Regions from separate parts of the Homo sapiens genome. Here region 1 is linked to region 2. Evidence: chromatin loops called from intact Hi-C (ENCODE). Cell type or tissue: mammary epithelial cell. All regions are shown on one strand. Links, peaks and the distances in the headings refer to the core of each region. The heading gives the core; the rest is flanking DNA.

Region 1 (4,399 bases), core at 160-4,159, 940 kb before region 2:
GTCTATGGTCATGATGCTAAGGTAGACTGGTATGATGGAAACTGAATGAAACTCAGAAGCAAAGGTTAATTTCAAAGCTCCCTACCTAGTACTATGTAGCATATTAAGAAATGGAAGGCATTAATGTCAAAGTGAATTTTTATTTTCTGAAAAAGTAAAATTGTCAAGTTTTAAAATCAGGTACATTTACTTTAAAATAGTTTATCAGAAGCAGAATATAGAGAATATGCCATTGTTTTTGCGGTACTGGAATAGGTTTTTCCTTCTTAGCCATACCTGATTTTCCCTGGGGAGTCCCTCAAACTTCTTCTGCTCTCTTCATCATGGACTCTAACCTGGTGGGGACAAGGGTAGGTGACCCAAATTCAAGCTCAGCTAATGGAATTCTCTCTTCCAGGACTTCCATTGAGGACAGACAGAAGCAATGGGAGTTGATCGATTTGTTTAGCGGTGGTTTAGAGCTTACTGTCCAGCCTCCTGTAGTAGTCAGCTCATCCTGTAGATTGCTAGGGCTGCCATAACAGAACCATAACACAACACTCTAGGCTGGTGGCTTAAACAACAGAAATGGATTTTTTTTTTCACAGTTCTGGAGACTAGAAGTCCAGATTAAGTTGTGGGCAGGGCTGGTTTCCTCTGAGGCCTCCCTGCTTGGCTATCAGATGGCTGACTTCTTGCTATGTCCTCACATGGTGTTTCCCCTGAGCCCACCCACTCACCTACAAGTGTTGTCTCTCTGTGTGTGCAAATTTCCTTTTCTTATAAGGATAGCGGCCAGATTGGATTTGGTCCTAACAGCCTTGTTTTAACTTAAAACATCTTTAAAGGACTATCTCCAAATATAGTTACATTCTGAGGTATTGGGGATTAGGGCTTCAACATACAGATATTGGGGGACATTAGTCAGCCCATAACATCACCCAGTTCTTATTTGCCACAAGCCAGCTTCCTCAATGTTCCCTTCAGTTTTGTGAGCCTCCCTCACCTTTGCAATATATTCGTCTTCTCCTTGAAGTTATCGAAAAATCAGTTTCTGTTACTTGCCGCTAATATACACCCAGTGTAGTATAGACAGACAAAAGTTTCTGTGAGATTATGTAAACCCTGACAGGCTACAACAGTTTGGCATAGAAATGTTCAGTCTTACATGCACTCATATGTTCACCGCAATAGCAAAGACATGGAATCAACTTAAATTGCCATCGAGATGGATTAAATAAAATGTGGTACATATAACTATGGAATACTACACAGTCATGAAGAAGAACAAAATAATGTCTTTTGCAGCAACGTGGATGCAGCTTGAGGCCATTATCCTCAGTGAATTAATGCAGGAACAGAAACTCAAATGCTGCATGTTCTCACTTACAAGTGGGAGCTAAACACTGGTACACATGGACACAAAGATGGGAAGAGTAGACACTGGGGACTATGGGTTCTATGCTCACTACTTGGGTGATGGAATCGTTCTTACCCCAAACCTCAGCATCACACAATATACCCAACAAACCTGCACATGTACCCCCTGAATCAAAAATAAAAGCTGAAATTATTTTTAAGAAGTTCAGTTTTTAAGAACTTTTTCTTGTCTGAAGTTTTTGAATCAAAATCTCCATTCAGTGGCAGCTGGTGAGAGAGATACTGAGAGATTGAAATGATTGGGATGAGCTAATGGGACACTTATGACTGGAATTACTGATAAAGTTATATTATCCAAAATATTCACTTGTGATTTAATTTTTTCATTTATTTGTATAAATGATAAAAGCTGCCTTTTCAAACATTATTAAATATCATTTTAGATATTTCACAATAGACACAACTTTTTCTCTGTGACATAGGGAAGAAGGAGGATGCAGATGAAAACAGAACTTGCAAAAGAGAGAGCGAGTTGAGGGCATTCATTCCACATGGCCTCTTTCTTAGCAGAGTAGACATGGCACCTATGAACTCTCATCACAGACTTTAGGCACCTCGGATATTTTATTTCATTTGATGCTTACAACTAAACTCTAGGGGGCGTCAAAGTTTTCCATGGAGTAAGGCCATGGGGATCAGGAAAAGCTATAAAATGAACAGAAGAAGACAGGGACATATGAGTCATCAGCTAGAGAGGAACAAGTTTTACAACACAGCTGAGGATAAGGAGAACAAATTTGTTGAGGAGTAGTCTATTTTTAGGACATTAGCCAGCAAAACTTGTGGCCTTTTAATAGGAAAAAGAACAAAGATTAGAAGAGTGTGTTCAGTGTTGGGGATTAGCAAATTAACAAAGAAAATCAAGAGAGGGAGGTAGGGGATAGTGGATGAGATAATGGGTACACTTCTAAAATGACCAACCACTGGGTATCTGCTCAGAAGGGAAGCAAGAGAAACTGGGCTGATAGAATTGGCCACCTCAGTTTTAATGGGGACAGACAGCTGATTTCGTAGGAATAAAAACTGGAGTAGGATACAAACTGGCAATTCATTGGAGTTGGGGCAGTTAAAAATGGTGTTGAGATACAAGCAGGAGCCAGGTGAAGATCCCTGGAGCTGGAGAAATGGTGAGGCAGAAACTCCAGACACACAGTGTGATGGTAGCGAGCCCCAGAGAATGTTTATACTCCACTACACATACAGGGCTGGGAGGGATGTCAGCAAGATGGCAGAATAAGAGGCTCCAGCCCTCATCCTCCCAATAGAAATACCAATTTTGGCAACCACCCATAGACGAGAATACTGCTGTGGGAGCCCTGGAGTCCAGCTGAGACTCCCTACTGGACCAAAAAAATCCAAGAGTGGATGCATTTAAAAGAAGAGCAGTTTCACTTTACTTGTGTCACCCTCCCTCAGGGTGGCGCAGCTTGGTGCTGAGAGACCCCCTCAGCTTGTGATTTCTCTCGAGTGGGAAAGTGAGTACTCGACTTCCCCAAACTTGTGGGGTCCTGCCCAGGAGGCCCACTTCTGTCTCACTCCACCCAGAACACTGAGGGATGTGCACAGCTGAATCATCCGTGGGCGTCATATTTCCTGACTTTAAGTTATACTACAAACCTACAGGAATCAAGACAGTATTGTACCCGCATAAAAGCAGACACATAGACCAATGGGTCAGACTAGAGAACCCAGAAATAAACCCAGGCATAAACAGCTAACTATTTTTCAAGAAAGGGGCAAAGGGCCGGGCGTGGTGGCTCACGCCTCTAATCCCAGCACTTTGGGAGGCTGAGGCGGGTGGATTATCTGAGGTCAGGAGTTCGAGACCAGCCTGGCCAACATGATGAAACCCCGTCTCTACTAAAAATACTCAAATTAGCTGGGCATGGTGGCAGGCACCTGTAATCCCAGCTACTCTGGAGGCTGAGGCAGGAGAATTGTTTGAACCCAGGAGGCGGAGGTTGCAGTGAGCCAAGATTGCACCACTGTAGTATAGCCTGAGTGACAGAGCGGGACTCCATCTCAAAGGAAGGAGAGAGAAAGAGAGAGAGAGAGAGAGAGAGAGATCTACTCTAATGCATAGTGCCTAAAACTAATAATACTGTATTGCATCCTTAAAATTTGCTAAGCTGGTAGATCTTATGTTAAGAGTTCTTACTGTACGCACACACACAAAACCCAACAAGAAAAGGGGCAGGAGGAGACTTTGGGAAGTGGTGGATATGATTATGGCCTTGACAGTGGTGATGGTTTCATAGGTGTACATCTAACCCCAAACTCACTGAGATGTATACAATGAATATGTACAGATTTCTATACGTCAGACATATCTAAATGAAGTGGTTAAAGATCAACATTATTATATTTTAGAAACAGCTTCTACCACATAAAAAAACATCAGGACATGAAAAAGTCTTTCCTCATTTAGCACCTAGGCAACAGAGCCCAACTTAACATCTTGGAATATTCTAAAGAAAATGTACTGCATTTCTTTTTCTTCCTTCTGTGGGAACACCTGTGCCTATTGCTTGACTGAACAATGAAATTAGGTTTATAGGTTTTATTTTGTTTATAGATGATTTTACAGCCCCACTCATCATTAATACTGTCTCCATTTGAATTCACAGACTCAAAAAACCTTCCCACTGGCCTTTTCTTCATAAATTCACTTTAGAAGCAGGTTGTTGGATTTCATATCATATCATCTGAAAAAATTAAAGATCTTAAATAAATTATATCTTCCATTCAGAGCACTACTAAACTACATTTTCTTGATTAATAGATATTACCAGTTCCATATTACCTAGTGTGTAAAGAGACATGTAAGCAAAGAAATAAATGGTGATTTATTTTTCTTTAAGTTCTTGGATTAAGATTTATTAATTCATTATAATGTTTAAAATGTATTATTATTTACTGTTATTTATTTATATAATTACTTACTTTTAACTGACAAATAATAATTGTATATATTTATGGG
Region 2 (4,399 bases), core at 278-4,277:
GGCATGTGCTTTGTGCCAAATCATCTTATTTTACATGACCATCGCAGCTGTACTAGGAAAAGATGACATTTTGTTAACTTGTGGGTAAATAAGTCTTAGTATCTGGGAACCTTTGATTAATTAATTTCACCTTCTGTATAGTAAAAGTAAGTGTGACATAACAGTCTCTAATGGTTGTGAAAAATATGCCTAAAAGGGCCAAGTGCAGTGGTTCATGCCTGTAATCCCAGCACTTTGGTAGGCCAAGACGGGCGGATCACTTGAGGCCAGGAGTTTGAGACCAGCCTGGCCAACATGGGGAAACCCCATCTCTACTAAAAATACAAAAATTAGCTGGGCATGGTGGCACATGCCTGTAATCCCAGCTACTCAGGGAGCTGAGGTGGGAGGATCACTGGAGCCCAGGAGGCAGGAGTTGCAGTGAGCCGAGATCGCCCCATTGCACTCCAGCCAAGGCGACAAAGTGAGACTCTCTGTCTCAAAAAAAAAAAAAAAAAGAAAGAAAGAAAAAGAAAAATGTACCTAAAAAGTAACTCAGAATTACTAAAGTTTGCTAAAGTGAATCTTTAGACAAAGAGAACACAAGGGCAATTAGAATTGGAGCCCTAGAATGAGAGATGTGGTGATCGACCTGAACCTTGCCACACAGGTTGGAGGTACACCCTTGAGGGGACATATAAACCTGTTGGAGGGAGCAGCTCAGAGGTGGAAAGCATGGACTGAGTATGGGAAGTAGCCACCAGTCTGGTGGGCTGTAGACATACTTCAAGTAATGAAAGGATAGGGCAGAGCCCTCCCCAACATCTGCATCTGCCTCCCCTCTCTACTTCCCTCAAAAACTTCCCAAAACAAGCAGTACAGTATATAGATAAAAAGAGAGTCATCTATCCAAATGCAGCTAGAAAACAAATTCCCCAGACTGCCCTGCCTCCCAACCACATTGCCACCTCTGAAAACATTCCACCATTTTTGCATCCCCCGTTTTCGTATGGAGAGTCACCGGGGTGAAGGGCATCCTATTCGAACAACTATTTTCAGTCCTTTTTCCCCGGTAGGCGTGCATGTTGTACAGGTCCATATCCTTCCAAAGGTCCCATTTGAGAAAACATCATCTTTTTCGCCCTAAGGGAACTAAATACAGATATGAATTTTGGGTATTTTGTACACAGTTAATATTGCCTTTAATTCAAACAAAGTTCATAGTGCCTTATCTCAGTAGCCTGTTGTATATTAGGTGCTTAGTAAGATTTATTTTTTTTTTGCTTTTCCTGCTCCTAATATTCAGTTATTGTTGGTTTTAGAAAGCTTTCTCACTTATTTTGTTTGTTTCTTTCTTTTTAAAGGAGCGGTTTAAAGAAGCTGAAGAAATATACCAAACTGGAATAAAGAACTGTCCAGACAGCTCAGATTTACACAACAACTATGGGGTTTTCTTAGTTGATACTGGTAAGTGAAATTAAAGAGAAACTGTACTGCTGAGATTAGCTAATACAATTTATCAAGCAAAATGGAAGGCAAATAATCCTCAGAAGTAAAATTCACTGGGCTTGGCAGGAAGCTCACACTATTGACAGTCATTATACCTCGGGGCTGTCATTTCTCTAGATCTTCAAGCTCGATTCAGTAAAATCTGGCCATTCTCATACTCATTTCTCTATGGAAAACTCCCCAGGGGACAGGAAGTAGCCTTATGATTTAATAAGTCCCAATCTTCTTTGAATATTATTTATATATATTTATAAATCCATGATGATGAAATGTTTCTCTACAATGATGCAAAACCTGCCTCTGAAAGCAGTTACTGGCAGATGGTAAATACTTTTCTATAACATATTTTTTAAAAGCCTCCAGAATTGTTCCATCATTCCTTCCTTGATGTACATTAGAAACTGCATTATTAAAATTGATACAATGCTCTTATATGACAGGTGCTATATAAAATACACTTACTTTATCTTACTTAATGCAAAACATTACTGGGCATGAATTCTCTTTTCTTTATGACTTATGTAGTGCCTCTGTACTGTTGGCATGCAATGTAAGTAATGAAATTATATTTAAATGTAAGGCCAAAGCACCACTTTGTTCTTGTTGATTACTAGACTAGCTGCCCTGCAGCAAAATTTAGTTTAATTAGTTTTTCAATATGAAATGCTTAAAGGGGTTTTATTTTCAAGGATATTTGGAGCTCTCTTGTTTTACAGAATATAAAATTTACATTCTGATACATCTAAGAAACTTACCTTATTTTTGCCTGTGTAAAATTGTTGTGTAGTGCCACCTGCTGGTTCATTGGCCACATAATAATAAACTGTCTTAAAAATATAAAAACTAGAAGAAACCTCTAGTTGGGCAGGTCTAACCCTCCTCCTTTTACTTCAACAACAGTCCCACCCCACCACACCCCTAAAAATGATAACTCTGTGACCACCCTATGACATTGAGCCTCTGCCTCCAGAGACAGAGGCTCCTAGGGACCTCCTAGTCAAACTTGTATTCAAACAGATACGCTTGAAAAGATTTCTGTGTAGATAATAGACATTCCATTCTATTTAGAATTTCACAGTGTTCTAAAGTGTAGTTACTGAATATAGTTTCACCAGGAAGCTACTTTGAAGAAACCTATCAGAGTAGAGGGCCTTCATTCTGCTTCTGGCCTTACTCTCACTTGCCTTGGGATCTTTATCAAGTCTGTTGAATATCTTTGCACTTTAGTGTCTATATCTGTAAAGTGGAAAATTTTTGTGTGTGGTTTTTTAAATATCTCTTAAATCCTGATAAACAGCTAAACAGTATCAAAAGGCAGCTAAATTGTATAAAAAAATACCTGCAAAAACCATACAAATGTAAGTATTTAAAAATATATAATGCATTGGACAAGTGCATGGTGGCATTATTATGTTGTAAGTCTTATTAATTAAGTGCCATTCAAATGAAAGTGCATGATTTTAAAAGAGATTTTCACTATAGAGCTGATATGTGTTATTTAAAGTAATGCTTCAATTGCTATGTTGAAGTATAGTTCATTGAGACAGACCCTTAGAAATTGCTTCTGGACAGTTTTATTTCTACAGTAGCCTGTTCTATTTTTTATATAATGAGAGCCAGTTATATCTTGGATAAATAACAATCACTAATAATCTGAAGGCATCCTATTAGCAAGAGCGATGACCAGAAAAATTTCGACTAAAATAATATATATAATTAAAACAATAGGTTTTAGTTTTTACTGCTTTTTTGTTAATTTTTTTGGAAGTATGAATGAACAGTGAAATTGTTCAAAGTTAGGCAATGGCCAGGATGAGAAGCTGAAATGCAAGCTAATTTGCATATTGAATAATTTTGGTATAACTCTGTAATAATGAGAAAGAATTATAAGTCAGAAGAGAAAGTGAAATGTTCATGTCTTTTATAAAAAGGCATGTTCTGCTCTTACCAACCTGTCACTGGTTACAGGCTTACCAGAAAAGGCAGTGGCCCATTACCAGCAGGCCATCAAACTTAGCCCCAGTCATCACGTGGCCATGGTGAACTTGGGAAGACTCTACAGGTCACTGGGAGAGAACAGCATGGCTGAAGAATGGTACAAGCGGTAAAGTTCCCTTTCTTTTCTTTATAAGTTGCCCAGGAACCTCAGCAATCACTCATCAGCTTCTTAGTTAATCAGAATAGGTGTGCTCTCAGAATACTAGCAAATTTTGCCAATTCAGGTGATACAAATTTTTATCTCCAAAGAAAGCAACCACAATATAAATGGGATCATAATTCATGACTTTGGCTTGCTGGTTAGACTATAGTGCTGAACCAAGGTTGAAATTTAATTCCCACTTTAGTCAGTTTGTTGTTTTCTGAAGCCATGGATTGCAACCCCAATCATAAACAGCAATTTAAAAAATGAGGATACATGAAAAACTATGCACACATGAGAACAAATTCATCATAATTAATGAGAAAGACCCTTGGGGCTCAGTTTCCATATTGATAGGTCAATAAGACATTCTTACGTTCCAACTATGGCATCATGATCATTTTGTAAAAACCTTGTTCTTGGCCAGGTGCGGTGGCTCATGCCTGTAATCCCAGCACTTTGGGAGGCCAAGATGGTCGAATCACCTGAGGTCAGATGTTCAAGACCAACTTGGCCAACATGGTGAAACCTCGTCTCTACTAAAAGTACAAAAATTAGCCGGGCATGATGGCGGGCACCTGTAATCCCTGCTACTCAGGAGGCTGAGGCAGGAGAATCACTTGAACCTGGGAGGTGGAGGTTGCATGAGCCAAGATTGTGCCACTGCACTCCAGCCTGGGTGACAGAGTGAGACTCTGTCTCAAAAAAAAAGAAAAAGCCAAAAACCTTGTTATTGATATAAAAACAAAGACCGTATTGGAGCAGAGGTTC

What was found. A loop is a pair of places that touch in the nucleus more often than their neighbours do. Peaks named below come from ENCODE experiments on the same cell type or tissue, not always from the same donor. Only the 100,000 strongest peaks of a DNase experiment are listed, where the experiment ranks them.
Region 1: a loop joins it to region 2, with 8 times the contacts of the local background. A loop is called at or near these places in 2 of 110 quality-filtered maps.

The regions. Positions count from the first base shown.
Region 1 is chr12:30,455,504-30,459,902 of GRCh38, reverse strand. It overlaps the pseudogene LOC100422352. Among named protein-coding and RNA genes, the nearest start is that of LINC02386, 160 kb to the right of the region's middle. In mammary epithelial cell, for the core only: a CTCF peak has its summit at 2,023 (motif pointing right); a DNase peak (open chromatin) is centred at 2,072.
Region 2 is chr12:29,517,665-29,522,063 of GRCh38, reverse strand. TMTC1 (transmembrane O-mannosyltransferase targeting cadherins 1) reads left to right here. Exons shown (of 18, transcript NM_001193451.2): 12 at 1,344-1,446; 13 at 3,457-3,592. It overlaps LOC105369714 (a long non-coding RNA gene), which reads right to left and starts at 2,333. Exons shown (of 6, transcript XR_007063258.1): 1 at 2,244-2,333; 2 at 1,001-1,131. In mammary epithelial cell, for the core only: a CTCF peak has its summit at 2,275 (motif pointing left); no DNase peak of the experiment used is centred there.